3 separate regions of the Homo sapiens genome follow, and all the other regions are linked to region 1. Evidence: chromatin contacts called from ENCODE Hi-C or POLR2A ChIA-PET data. All regions are on one chromosome and are shown on one strand. Each heading gives the region's core, a stretch centred on a gene start or an enhancer-like site at or near the end of the contact. The rest is flanking DNA. Distances are from core to core; before and after follow the strand shown.

Evidence for each region. A loop is a pair of places that touch in the nucleus more often than their neighbours do. ChIA-PET counts read pairs that join two places held with the same protein, here RNA polymerase II (POLR2A). Pooled maps may share reads with other maps.
Region 2: a map with no recorded cell type shows a loop between it and region 1 (3-fold over the local background). The contact joins the promoter of SIDT1 here to the promoter of BTLA in region 1. A Hi-C loop is called at or near these places in 2 of 37 single-sample maps with no recorded cell type and 2 of 50 pooled maps.
Region 3: a pooled map shows a loop between it and region 1 (1.9-fold over the local background). The contact joins the promoter of SPICE1 here to the promoter of BTLA in region 1. A Hi-C loop is called at or near these places in 1 of 50 pooled maps. POLR2A ChIA-PET finds 5 or more read pairs at or near these places in 3 of 52 experiments (HEK293, OCI-LY7 and T-cell).

Annotation. Positions count from the first base shown.
Region 1 is chr3:112,497,040-112,501,890 of GRCh38, forward strand. It overlaps BTLA (B and T lymphocyte associated), which reads right to left and starts at 2,433. Exons shown (of 5, transcript NM_181780.4): 1 at 2,232-2,433. The coding sequence starts at 2,319. RefSeq lists enhancers at 897-1,016, 1,885-1,934, 2,025-2,154.
Region 2 is chr3:113,530,222-113,535,072 of GRCh38, forward strand. It overlaps SIDT1 (SID1 transmembrane family member 1), which reads left to right and starts at 2,334. Exons shown (of 25, transcript NM_017699.3): 1 at 2,334-3,022. The coding sequence starts at 2,801. RefSeq lists enhancers at 1,726-1,945, 1,966-2,155, 2,296-2,625, 3,096-3,225 and a silencer at 2,896-2,945.
Region 3 is chr3:113,512,888-113,517,738 of GRCh38, forward strand. It overlaps SPICE1 (spindle and centriole associated protein 1), which reads right to left and starts at 2,269. Exons shown (of 18, transcript NM_144718.4): 1 at 2,010-2,269. It overlaps SPICE1-CFAP44 (SPICE1-CFAP44 readthrough (NMD candidate)), which reads right to left and starts at 2,269. Exons shown (of 52, transcript NR_183050.1): 1 at 2,010-2,269. RefSeq lists enhancers at 1,956-2,075, 2,136-2,185, 2,892-2,941, 3,452-3,501, 3,562-3,611.

The DNA of each region.
Region 1 (4,851 bases), core at 1,183-3,682:
CTGAATAATTTGATTCACTATATTTTGGGCTAAATATATTGCAAAATATATTGTACTTATTTATTTTATTTTTAACTTTAAAAACTCAACTATTTTAAATAATAATGTTAAAACATAATTCTCATTTAATTACATAGAGGTTGCATGGTGAAAATAATTTAGGAAAAATACCACTAACATTTACTGAGCTTTAAATACGTGCACTTACTATGCGAGGCACTTTACCCATATTATTGCATCTACAGTCTTCACAGCAGCCCCATAATTTAGGTACAATTATTACCTGTATTGTACAAATGAGGAAACTAAAGAGAAGAGAAGAGACTTAATCAATGCCATACAGTAAGTGGCAGAGCCAGTAAATTAACCCAGTTCTAACAGCCAAGTTCACTTTTGCAAATGCTAGGTTGCACATTGGGAGAAATAAAGGTCTTACCCCACCATCAATGTGGTTTAGCACTGAAACTCATTGTTCTTAATTTCATAGAGAGTAGTTTATGTATCCTTCAAATGGGGAAGAAATCTATTTAATAATATTTGACTCCAGTTGTAGCTATGTGACTGTAGGCATCTGATGGAAGGTGGAAAATTCAGTCAACCATCTAAGCACCTAGTTGACTTAATACTAGATACTTACAAACATAAAGATGTTTGAGTAACTAAGGACTTTTTTACTTTGCACTTGGTTGTGTGGCATCCTGGCATCATAGAGACATATTCCAAACTACACAGTTTAAAATTATAGATAGACTTTCCATAGAACCTCAGTGGCCAGATTTTCTAATTTAAAATTGCAGTAGCCAAACTGATAAATGTGTGCTTGTAGGGAATAATAAGACAGAATATTTAAAACCTGAAAAATCACTGGGCATGGTGGCTCATACCTGTAATCCTAGCACTTTGGGAGGCTGAGGCAGGTGGATCACTTGAGGTCAGGAGCTCCAGACCAGCCTGCCCAACATGCATTGCATCCATAGCTTGGCTGACTTTCTTAAAAAACAGGTTGATGGCAAGAAAAGAGAACTGAGTAGATGTTATAAATAGTTAAGTACAAATCTATCACTACTTCTTGCGAAAATGCTCAGGCTGCCACACTGATGATGAATAGATAGCTCGTTCTTCCCAAACTGAGTGCAGTAGAGTGTTGCAGTGCTCAGTTGGGTAGGACAGATGTTGGATAATTGGGGTTATCCAACATCTCTACTAAAAATACAAAAATTAGCTGTGCGTGGTGGAAGGTGCCTGTAATCCCAGCTACTAGGGACGCTGAGGCAGGAGAATAAATTGAACCCGGGAGGAAGAAGAATCGATTGAACCCGGGAGGCAGAGGATGCAGTGAGGCGGGATCACGCCATTGCACTCCAGCCTGGGTGACGAGAGCAAAACTCTTGTCTCAAAAAAATAAAAAAATAAAACCTGAAAAATCAGAAGCTTCTGATGAGCCACTCATAGGCTTTTCCTCTTGATAATATGTGGGTTCCTATGCAATATAAGGTAGGAAGCGACTTTACAATAAAAAAGAAATTGCCTTTTTTTTTTTTTTTTTTTTTTTGCCTGTATAAAGTCTTTGCAGGGGTGGCTAAATATCATCTTTGCAGAATCCAACTTATTTTCTGTGTTCAATTGACAACCAAGTAGGAACCATTCCCTTTCAACAAAATAGAAGCAATGACGAAAAGTTCTGCTCCTATATTTTGTAGCATTTTCTCAATCGGTATTCTCAAGGCATACATCCCAATGAAGCAAGTATAGAGATTTTATTTAGAGGTAATATTATTTGAGGGTAACCATGGAGATATGTATAATTCCGATTATCCAACAACTGTCCTACCCAACTGAGCACTGCAGCACTCTACTGCACTCAGTTTGGAAAGAACGAGCTATCTATTCATTATCAGTATGGCAGCCAGAGCATTTTTGCAAGAAGTAGTGATAGATTTGTACTTAACTATTTATAACATCTACTCAGTTCTCTTTTCCTACCATCAACATGTTTTTAAGAAAGTCAGCCAAGCTATTGATGCGATGCCTATGATTAGGCAGGTGAATACTATGTTCTAATTTGGTTTATGCTCTACGATGTCTTCGGTAAGCAAATGTAACAGCTTGGTTTCATCTACGATTACCCACTTCGTATAAACGTTACACCGTACTAAGTTCAGCAAGGGAGAATGTTGCCTCCAAGACCCCCTGAGAAATAAAACCAGAAATAACCTAAGCAGGTGCCTTACCATGGATGTTCCAGATGTCCAGATATGGGATTAAGAAGAAGACCCAAAATAATTTCCCAGTTCCAAGCATGGCAGGCAATGTCTTCATTTCCTGCACATATCAGTGATGGAAAAACTGCTCAAGTAGAAGGCTTTGCTTCGTCTTCTGAGTGCTGCAGAGTTGGGTCAGTTTACCTACCCCAGTGGCATCTGTGAAATAACTAAAAAAAAAAAAAAAAGAAGAGAGAGGTGGTAAGAGAGGAGAGTAGGAAGAGCCTGGATGATTTTGTGAAAAAAAGTGAACAGAAAGACGATGTGGTACTCTGTTCTGTGGTTTTTGCTTCTTGTCAGGTTGGCTGTTCACTTTCAAACACTGTGATCTGCAAAGCAGCTCAGTCCTTAACTTCTCCTTCCGCTCTACCACGTTTTTGCCCCAGGTTGAGGTTTTTCCTGCACTCAATGTTCAGTGAAATGAGCAATTAAACTTTAAAGAAATCTGTATTGTTGCAGTCTTTAAGTTGAGATTTTAATCAAATTAAGGTCAGGAAATTTATGGTAAAACTATCAATGGTAAGTATACATTTTCCCCTTTGTGATAGCTTGTGATTATGAAACTTCTTTTATGTAAAAGATTTTAGGTTTCTTTTTTTTCCTGTACATGTCACGGTAAGATGAGGATGCTTATTGTCATTAAACCAGTGAAGATTTATCTCAGGTTATGGAGAAAATGAGTGACAGGAAGCACTTCCTCAACAGAAGAAGGAAGAGCAGCCGTCTTTAATCTGTGGATACATATCAATGGAACAAGATCATCATTAATATTGGCTACATGTTCTCTCTAGATAATAAAGTTCTAATCTAAAGGAGATCTTGAATATCAATTAAAGGAAATTTCCATTTTAAACATTCTTCATGCAGTTGTTGTCTCGATGAAGTAGAATAGAAACAGTAAAGGAAGAAATGGAAAAGTTCAAGATCAGATAGCACAGGCCACCATAGGACTGTTTTCTCCACATCCACTTGTAATAATTAGCTTAGCTTATAGTCATAGGAGCTAATCAAATTCATCTGCCATTTGAGACTCCAAATGAGAGATCTAGATTTGTGGCATTAGTGATCATTGACAGAAGTCGATTATATAAGTTTTTTCCTCAGAGACTGATGATTTTATTCCAAGGCCAAACTTCAATAGTTTTAAGTTCAAGGAAAGTTTTAAGAGCAAGGAAAGTGTATAGATTGCTGGACATTTTGACCTGACATGGGAAACTGATGGGCAATACTTAATTCAGAGCTCCCAGTTGAGTTGCCAAGGGTAAATTAAAATTAAAAAACAGTTATCATGTATTTATTGAGTCAAATAGACAATGTGCTATGGTTGGAGATGAATGATGAATGAGTTGCTATTGCTGATTTTAAAGAACTCGTTCAATCAGTATTACGACTTCCTCACATCCACCTTTAGTGTTGGTCTTATAATATAGTATAATACAGAGAGGGTACACATAGCCTTTTAGAATTTCTGTTACTAATCAAATAAACATCCTGGGAAATATTAAGGCAGTATTTTCACAGCTCCTTCCTTTTCCTGTGTTCACAGTGAGTAAAAGCTTCTTGAGGCAGCTGAAGCAAGGCTCATTGTCCCTTTAAAATGGCCCACAGGTCAAAAGCCATAACCTTATGGCTTATGGGTTACATAAGCCCAAACCAGAGAGAGATCATATTAACTTTATCTCAGCTTAAAACTGTTATGTCACTATTTTAAATATTTTTCATATAAAAAGTCCATGCTAATTAGACAAAATTCGGAAAAAATCTTATGTAGCATCTAATGTATTTTTAAAAGATTTATATATTTCTTGCTTTTATTAGCATGCCTAGCACTTTATCCCTCCACAGGTAGAGTCCTGAGTGTCCCACTGTAGATAAAACCCTGCCTCTGAATCTCACTCCTGTCTTCGTTCTAGTTAAAAAAAAAAAAAAAAAAAGGAAAGAAGCCAGACTCAGAAATTAATTAGCTCAGTAACAAGTCAATCTTGCCTTAAGCTTATAACTTTTGTAATCCCATCATAATTATGTATATTGTTTGATCCAAAAATTACAATTTTCATTTATATTTGCAAATTTAAAGAGTTTACTACATTCTTGAAAGCGATGGCATTACATATTGAAACAATTTTAAAAACATGAACGTCTAATCAGTTTTATGTTGAAAGACAAAAAGGAAATAGAATTTAGTATCTTCAAACTCTCTTTACAAACATCTCAGGAACTACTTGGAGGGCAAATTTTTCAGTTCACTTGCAGACTCAGTTGCTTTCATGAATGATGAAGCAGCTATACTTTCTGCAATATTTTTCCCCCAGGTGATCAGAGAACCAGCAATCACAAAACATGACACAGGATCCTGGAAAAGTCTTGCCCCTGATGTTAGACAACCCCAAAGAGATGAATCTTGGTACTGATCTTTTTAACTTTCCCCAAAAACATTCCATAGCTTTACTGTAAAAGTAGTCCAGCATTTAAAATCTTTGACATTTTTCTATTTGATATCATTTTTTCACTAATGTTATTGTAAGCAATAGTTTCTATACATTACTGTGTTCTATAATCAACCTGGACACTTTTTATAAAATTGGTGGAA
Region 2 (4,851 bases), core at 1,084-3,583, 1.0 Mb after region 1:
TGCTTGAGGTGATGGATATCTCGTTTTCCATGATGTGATTATTATGCATTGCATGCCTGTATCAAAATATCTCATATACTCCATACATATATACACCTACTAAGTACCCACAAAAATTTAAAATAAAATTCCTTTTAAAAATAAAGAAAAAAACCACCTACCTAATGGACCACATTTTATTTTTTAGCTATTGAACTAGCAGTCACACCATAACAGTATTTGTTCATTCAACACTTTAAACTTTTTAATGTACTTTCAAATACATCATTCTCCCTTTTATCCTTACAACAACCTTGTGATCCTGAGAGGTTAATTACTTGAGGTCACTGAATGACTTTTGGCTAGAATAAGGATTAGATAATATTACAGAGTGACTTGTAATATATAACTCAAATTGTTAGGTATAGATAATCCATACAAATGGCTTTAAAATAAATATTTTGGGTTTCATGCTATGATGAAGGATCTGTTCCATTTGCTTCCAATTTAGTTGCGTAAAGTTGAGATAAAATCTTGAAGGAAGGGTCATAGCACCATTTAAATACCCACAGGTCTGTCATGTGGAAGAAGTATTAGGTTTATTCCTATGACTCCAGAGGGCAGAACTAGTACAAGTGAGTAGAAGACAGGCAGATTTCAACTAAGAATATGAAATGTCTTTCTAATAATGAGACACTTGCCCCCAAAAGAAGGTGTTGACTTGTGAAAGAACCAGTTCCTCATCTCTTATAGTGTTTAAAAAGAACGCCATAATAGAACTCCATAATCCTAGAGACTCCTTTAACTGGTCACACCAGCTAACCTCCAGGACCTTCGTAGATTTCAAGTTTATGAAATGTTGTTGAACTTTGAAAAGAGGCACAGATATTTTGAATACAACAGTTTAAAGTCATTCAAATTCTGGATGAAATTATTTCGTTATGCTCCTCAAAAACAGTGAGTTCTATTTGAAGTTTTACCCCCAGACTCTCCTTTGAATTAGTATTTTTGCCCATATACCCATATATTTTCAAGAAATTTCTTTCTTTCCTTCCTTCCTTCCTTCCTTCCTTTCTTCCTTCCTTCTTCCTTCCTTCCTTTCTTCCTTTTGAGATAGGGTCCTGCTCTGTCATCCAAGCTGGGGTGCAGTGGGGTGTTCACGGCTCATTGCAGCCTCGACCTCCCGGACTCAAGCAGTCCTCCCAACTCAACTCCCAAGTAGCTAGGACGACAGGCATGCACCACCACGCCCAGCTATTTTTGTATTTTTTGTAGAGATGGGGTTTCATCATGTTGCCCAGACTTGTCATGAACACATGGCCTCAAGCTAGCCCACCTCCCACTTCAGCCTCCCAAAGTGCTGGGATTACAGGCATGAGCCACTGCACCTGGCCAAGAACATTCAAAACTTTAAAACTGAAAATTGTCCTAATAAGGAGTCTACTAACTTAATCTTCCATCAGCATTGTTTTCTGATTTCACAGAAAACTTTACAACAAATGTATTGCATTCATTCTTGATGTTTTAAGAAATTAAAGGAATTAGACAAGGTAAAAACAAAAACAAATCTATCTCTTTAAAGATGGCAAGGACTAGGATTTTAATCTGTAATCTTAAATTTTTGAAAAAGATCTTTTCCTTCTTAATGACTTCTTTTTAAATGGTCCTTCAGGTTGAACACAATTACATTCTTTTATAGTATACAGTAATGAAGCTGAAATAAAACAGTGAGTTCTCTTCCACACGTAAATTGTGATTGTTCAATGTTCTGCAAGGTCTTCTGATGGCCCCATTCTCACCCTGCTCCTTACCTGCCTCTTTAACTCTTTAAATCTAATCCCCTAATTTTTATCAGAAAAGTATTTCCTTTTTACGATAGGCTGTGGTTTCTGCCTTTAAAAAAACAATCCTGGGGTTTCTCTCAGAATCTGGAAGAAGTCATTGCAATGGTAAAGTAGGTAAGAGGCTGGGGTGGAAAGAAATGCCTTCTGCATAAATCTAGTTAGTCTGAGTCGTTTTTTGACAACTTCCGGGACCAGACTTCAGGCAGTGCTGGAAATTGTTCTCTTTACCATATCTTTTTTTTTTTAACTGTACATATTTACATACATACACATATGGTGAGGGAGAGAACGTGATGACGTGAGACTCTCCATGGAGAGTAGGAGGTAATAAAGAAATAAAACAGGTGTCTGAGGAGAGGTTCTATTAGAGAGGGGAGAATAGAGAGTAATTATCGTTCAGACAGGCAAGAGTTCTCTGCAGGTAGCAGCCTGGGAAAGCGAACTCGCGCACCCTCTTGGGGGACGGGCTCTTTTGCTTTCTATTTCTTCTCCTGCAGCCAGGGTGCACACGTATTTGAAACAGACCGAATTTCCTCCTCGATGTGGCGTCAGGTTGACTTTTCGAGACTAGCGGGTATTTCTTTTTAATGACTCCAATGCCTTTTTATTATTGCTGTTATTGAGGTTGAGGGAGAAGAGATCGGTCTAAATTCTGGCTGGGTAAGTGGGGGGATTCTCGGCGATGAGAAACGGGGGACTTAGAAGCCGGAGGAAAATCAGCAGCCCCACATCTCCACTTCTCCAGTCCGCCCTACTCTCCACCCGTGACCTCCAGTGGAGACCCCAGGCGGCAGCATCAGTATTTGATCGGCCCTTCGTCAGCACGCTGCCAGCCCTGGCCGGCTGGGTTCGCCAGGCATCACCCGCTCGGCTCTGAAGCGGACGCCTGGCCCTGCACCGGGCTTTGGAAGGACCCTCTCTGCGCTCGCCCCCTCCCCAGGGTGGCTCCGCTTTCGAGCCCGGGCGCGGTGCCCACCATGCGCGGCTGCCTGCGGCTCGCGCTGCTCTGCGCGCTGCCCTGGCTCCTGCTGGCGGCGTCGCCCGGGCACCCGGCGAAATCCCCCAGGCAGCCCCCGGCACCGCGCCGCGACCCCTTCGACGCTGCCAGGGGCGCCGATTTCGATCATGTCTACAGCGGGGTGGTGAACCTCAGCACCGAGAACATCTACTCTTTCAACTACACCAGCCAGCCCGACCAGGTAAGACACTCGCTCCCCTCGCTCGACTCCTAGAACTTGCCAGATCTCAGAGCCCCGTCGCTGCTTTGGAGTCCCCTGGGAATTGACCTTGGGAGACTTCGGGGACCAGGGGACTTTCTTTCCCTTTCTCCTCCGAAGCAATCGCTGCCCTGCCCTAGCTGCCTCAACACGCCTCGGGGACAACTCTGCTTCGCCTCGCGCCTCTCCTGGCCTGGTCAAGGGCATTGCTGGGCTTTGCAGAGGCACCAGTTCCCCGCACCGTCTGCGGGTCCTGGGTCCCTGCTGGGTCTTTCTCCAGGAAAGTCCTGATTTCTAGGGTTGCGGGGTGTGGTGTGGAGTGCGAAGAAGAACCGCACCTCGGTTCCTAATCCCCTGCAGGGAAGAAACCTAATTTCAAGTGGCTGATTCAGCCAGACCCTTCTATTTCATAGCGCATGGGGAGGGAGAACTGCTCAGAATCTAAAATGGAAATTGTGTGAAAATGGACGGAAGCTGCAGAACCTCTGTGCATTCAACAGTCACTTCCTGCGTTTTTGTGCCATTGTCACACGTTGTGCTTCAGAGACGCCAGAAGACCTGGGCAAAGACGTGAGAACTGCAGCCATCAGCTGATCAATCCAGGTTTTGATTTTAAATAAGGATGGATAATTGTGTGAAAGTTCTAGACCTATTTTTGACAAAAGTTGAGGGAAGATAAGGAGGGAAAAATGTTCCAGTGACTATCCCTTTGACATATATACTCCGATTATATAACGTAAGAAGATGCATATAGTTCATTTCTTTCCTCTAGTGTGGTACCTCTGGAGCACTGGGCGGGGAGAGAGAGGGAGACAGAGAGAGAAAGAGAGAAAGAGAGACAGAGACAGAGACAGAGACTCCCCAGTGTACCAACCTCTGGATCTTCTTCCCATATAAATGTGTTTATGTATCCCTTACTATACCAGCATCCCCTACCCTCTAGGGAAATTCCAGAACTAGATGATTGGGATACCATGATATGCCTCCGTCTGATTCTCACTCCAGATCGGAACTAGAAAACCTCATCACTTCCCAAAGTGAGGGTGGTTTGTATTGAGCAGGGGGGACCAATGTGCCTAACACTGCTCCTAGACATCTTCCAGCTGTGTGTAGCCAGAAAGTGCCCTGAGTGCCCCATCTCCAGTGTGGCACCAAATCCTATGGCACTGTTACCATGGCAGCACAGCCCTCACCCTGCTCTGTCCTCCAGTAACCTTCAGGTTATATGTTCTGTAGTGAGCAGAGTGGCTGTATGCAGAGCCATTTCATGGTAGACAAGGGAGAGGCTGCAGTTTTTGTTTCCCAAACGCCATATACCCAGCCTCTTTCTATCTAGCGTGGGAGAACTCATCGACTGGTTGACATGTTGCACGTGAGGTGTGTTCCTAGTCCTGTGATTGGCTGGGAGCAGAAAAAAGTCTGAAAACTCCATGATCTCTGGAGTAAGTCTCAGCTTCCCCCTAAATCATTGGTAAGAAAACTCAAATTACATGTGCTAAGTAAATCCTGACATCAGGCTTTGGTATTTCTTGCAGTTCTGCATAGAGATAGAGCATCTACTTATGAATTGTTGCCTTTACATTTTCCCCTTGTACTGTGTGAGTTTTGCACTTGAGATCACCTGGTTGACTTCCCTAGTAAACCTTGAGATATTGAGGGCAGGGGCAAAGTCATGTTCATCTCTGCCCTCCAGTACCTAGCACAGTGAATGGCACATAAGAGGTTTATAAGCCAGGCATGATGGCTCACACCTGTAATCCCAGCACTCTGGAGGACAAAGTGGGAGGATTGCTTGAGACCAGGAGTTCAAG
Region 3 (4,851 bases), core at 1,019-3,518, 1.0 Mb after region 1:
GGCATTAGAGATACAAGTAAACAAGTAAACTAAGTAAACTAAATAAACTAAGATATTAGTAAACAAGTCTAATATGGTGCCAGCTCTCATGGAGCTGCTTTCTTGATCACAAAGGGGCAGTTCACATCCTCCCTCAGTGACCTCACCAACTCCCTTGAGCAAAGCTATGAATGTATGGACAAACAAACACACTGTGAAAATGAGTCCCAAATCAATGATTCACACCTTTCCTCAAAACTTCAAACACAGTGGCTCGCATCTGTAATCCCAGCAACTCGGGAGGCTGAGGCTGGAGGATCGCTTGAGGCAGGAAGCTCAAGACCAGCCTGTGCAACATAGCAAGACCCTGTCTCTAAAAAAAAAATTTTTTTTAATTAGCCAGGAGTGGCAGTGAGTGCCTATAGTTTCAGCTACTCAGGAGGCTGAGGTGGGAGGACTGCTTGAGCCCAGGAATTGGAGGCTGCAGTGAGCTACGATGGCGCCCCTGCACTCCAGCCTAGGTGACAAAGTGAGGCTCTGTCTCTTAAAATAAACAAACAAAAACAAAACAAAAACACCAAATGCTCATTTCTAACTACCTACTATATACATCTCCCAAATATCACAAATACAGTATATCAAAATACAGCTCATCATCATACCCCAAATCTCTACTTGCTGATATATAACTGGTTGACTCGATAAATATGTTCAATTAAGCTGAATTTACAGAATTACAATCCTAGTTGCTCCAATTTAAAACCTCAGCATCACCTCTGTTCCTTATCTCTTAGTGAATCAGATAACAGAATCTATTAACTTTTTCCCTAAAAATCTCTCTTGCCCGCTCTTCTCCATCTCTACTAAAAATATTTTTGTTCAGGCTCTCATTATTCTAATTAGTCTCCCTTTCACTCTTCACTCACTGACTTCATCATCCATCTATTAATGTAACTAATATTTTGAAGCACCATCTAAAAGCGAGGCACCAGATATAACAAGAAAGTAGAATAGTCTATGCCCTTGCAGAGTTAAGAGTTTCTAAGAGGACCGCAATTAAACAAGTATTTACAACAAAAGGGCAGCATGGGAAGTAAATTCTGTGTGCCATGAAAGTACCTAACTAACTCTATGCAGTAAGTAAAAGCTTCTCCTCTCTGTAATACCCCCAAAAATGTTTGCACTGAGAGCTAAAATACGAATAAAAGTTAGAAGCAGGGGAAAGAATATTCCAGGCAAGGGAAAATGCATTTACGAAGAGTTTGAGAAGTTCAGTTCAATTAACAAAGATCTGAGAGGGTGAGAGGTTAAAGGAAGAAAGGCAGACAGCAGATTGTAGTCTTGTGAGCCACAGCAATCTGAACACCTAAGACCATAGGAAACCACTGAAGAATTTTAAAAGGGATAGTTATGACTGGACTTAGTAAATCCACTCTGACTGGTGTGGAAAACTGATCAAAGAGAAACAAGAACTCTTTCCAAACACTGTTGAATCAATCCTACCTAAATACATGGATAGAGAATAGATCTGAACCCTTTACCTACTTCCTCTAGATTCGGATGGCTCCCCACTGTCAAAAGCAATCCAACTCAGCTTGGCATTCAGACCCTCTCCCCCATATGGCCCGGCTGACTTTTCTTTCCAGTGTTCTCTCACATCTCCCGCAAATCCTAAAACCAAGCTCTCGCCTCACACACAGTTGCAACCATTCTTTTCCCTCTGCTTGGAACACTCATTAGGCTCACTCTCTTCTCTACTGGGTTAACTTCCACGGACTCCTCAAAACTCACAGGAGGAGCCTTCTGAGAAGCCCCTCTGACATCCATCGATTTAAATGACGCTCCCGGTCCCAAAGCACCCTGGATAGTTTGCCTCTCTCCTGCTACACGGTGAACTCCCCCAACGCTACAATCGAGCACCCCCAATTACCAGCTCTGTGCAAAAGCTCCCGAAAGCGGTGCGCACGCGCATACTCGAGGTGCTCTGGCGCCACGCACAAACATACCCAGACACGCACCCTGACACGTACTTGCACTCTCAAAACACAGAGCCGCGGCTGCGCTTCCTGAAGTAAGGATTCCCCAACCGGGCGCCTGGATCCCAGGCAACAGACAGATGCCACCACCGTTCTCCCCACCCTTTTGGTAGCCCTGGTCCCTAAGGCTCGTTGGGACTGCGAGCTGCAAGCCTCAGATCCATCATCTCAACCTGCCTTGCAGTCGGTCCCGACTGCCGCCGCCACCGCAGCTAAAACTTCAGGCGCCGGAACCGCGGAGCGCGCCACAGGTTAACCCAGCCAGCGGCTTCCGGGCTGTTGCCTGGGTTACCAGAGCTCCGCCCCACGCCCTTGCGTATATCCGGCGAGCCCAGTGCGCAGGCGCCTCCCAAAGCCTATCTCGGGTCCTGAGTCTAAGGGAGAGAGGTTCCTCTGCAAGGTTCAGGGCAAATTATTAAAGAATAGGTATATAGCAGGCCGGGCGCGGTGGCTGACGCCTGTAATCCCAGCACTTTGGGAGGCCGAGGCAGGCGGATCACGAGGTCAGGAGATCGAGACCATCCTGGCTAACACGGTGAAACCCCGTCTCTACTAAAAATACAAAAAATTACCCGGGCCAGGTGGCGGGCGCCTGTAGTCCCAGCTACTCGGGAGGCTGAGGCAGGAGAATGGCGTGAACCTGGGAGGTGGAGGTTGCAGTGAGCCGACATGGCGCCACTGCAGTCCGGCCTGGGCGAAAGAGCGAGACTCCGTCTCAAAAAAAAAAAAAAAAAAAAAAGAATAGGCATATAGCATTAGCCGGTGCCTCGAGAATTCTCCAAAAGAAAGATGTTGCTCTCCTCACCAGACTTCACATATCACTTAATTTGCTTTCATCTCTATTCATTTGTTTACAAATCTTTAGTAGTGGAATCCCAGCACTTTTGGAGACAGAAGCAGAAGGATTGCTTAAGCTCAGGAGTTTGAGACAAGCATGGGCAAGATGGCGAAACCCCGTCTCTACGAAAAATTAAAAAATTAGCTGGGCGTGGGAACACGCCTGTAGTTCCAGCTACTCAGGAAGCTGAGGTGCGAGGATCGCTTGAGCCAAGGAGGGCAAAGCTGTAGTGAGCCACAGTCATACCACTTCACTCCAGCCTGGACGACAAAGCAAGACCTTGTCTCAAAAAAAAAAAAAAAAGTTGTTTATTACAACCTACAAATGTGCGGGAGAGCTAGGTTCTATGGGGCTAAAAACAGGCAAGGTGGGAAACTTACAGCATATTAACAGACAGTTATCAATGACAAAAACATTAAAATTATGACGAGTGCTAAGAAGGAAGCACTCTAACCAAATACTTAGCTTATTATTATAGTAATATTTGAATTACTCAGGAAAGCTCAGACATGAATAGGCCAGTGGGGAAGGGGAAAGCATTCCTGCAGAGGGAGCTGCATGTGCAAAGATGTGGAAAATGCAAGGGACAGGAAGAGGTCCAGTGTGTCTGAAGTTTAGAGAACAGTGGGAACTTGCTGTGAAGGGGAGGCGCCCTGATAGGCTGGATCCACGACAGTCAGAGCTGCGTGGACCACGTTAAGAACTTTACAAAGCACTTGATTCAAAAACAGAGTTTATTTGCTCTGGTAAGACAATTTCCTCTAGCCCCTTGCTTTCTGCTGTTACAATACACCCATGTGTGGTCTGCAAATACATGCCCAAAACCTTCTAGAGGAAAGGTACTGCCTTTAATAGTTTTCACTCTGATTGAGGAAGTTTGATGTAGATATATTTAATAATCAACAATCATCCACTTGCTTGCATCCTCAACTCCCTGCCCCTCTCTAAATTGCTGTAATCACTTGGCAAAATGACCATATTAGCCATCCCTACTTTACACTTACTAAGTGCTTGCACCCATGCAGCTGAATCTGAAAAAAAACACCCAATCATGCTGACTTTAAATTCATGATTACTGATGTTAAGTAGGACCTTAAAGATGCTTGAACATCTCATTACAGGTCCCTGTTCATTGATTTTCCTACATATTAGTTTTATACCTTCATTCATACCCAATGCCTTGTCTCCTATCCTCATTCTCACACAATGACCTTGCTTCCTACTGCATTGATTACACTGAATTATTCAAAAGAGAACTTCCCTAAGCTCCCATCATTATTTTAATCCTTCTGTCACTATCTTTACCCACAGACCTGCCTTCAGAAGCTCAGCATAAGAAATATGAAGAAAGCTAATCAAAATACTTCATAATCAAATTGCTCAGAACGAGTGATAAAAGAATCTTAAAAGCATCCAAGGAAAAAAATACATGTCGTATACAGCAGAACAAAACTAAGGATTACATCAGTTTCTCATTAGAATCAAAACAAGCAAGAAGACAGAATAACAGTTCAAACATATTCAAAGAAAAAAAGCTATCAACCTAGAATCCTTATACTATTCCTTTTTTTTTTTTTTTTAAGACAAAGTCTCACTCTGTCACCCAGGCTGGAGTGCAGTGGCACGATCTCGGCTCACTGCAACCTCCACCTCCCAGGTTCAAACAATTCTCCTGCCTTAGCCTCCGGAGTAACTGGGACTACAGGAACACACCACCATACTCAGCTAATTTTTGTATTTTTAATAGAGACGGGGTTTCTCCATGTTGGTCAGGCTAGTCTTGAATTCCTGACCTCAGGTGATCTGCCCGCCTTGGCCTCCCAAAGTGCTGGGATTACAGGTGTGAGTCACCGCGCCTGACCCTTATACTATTCCTGATACCACTTAAAGGTAGACTATGATAAAATAAAGATGTATACTATAAACCCTAAAGCCGCCACTAAATAATAAAAGTTATTGTTAAAAGCTTACAAAAGTCATGTAAAGGATAACGAAACA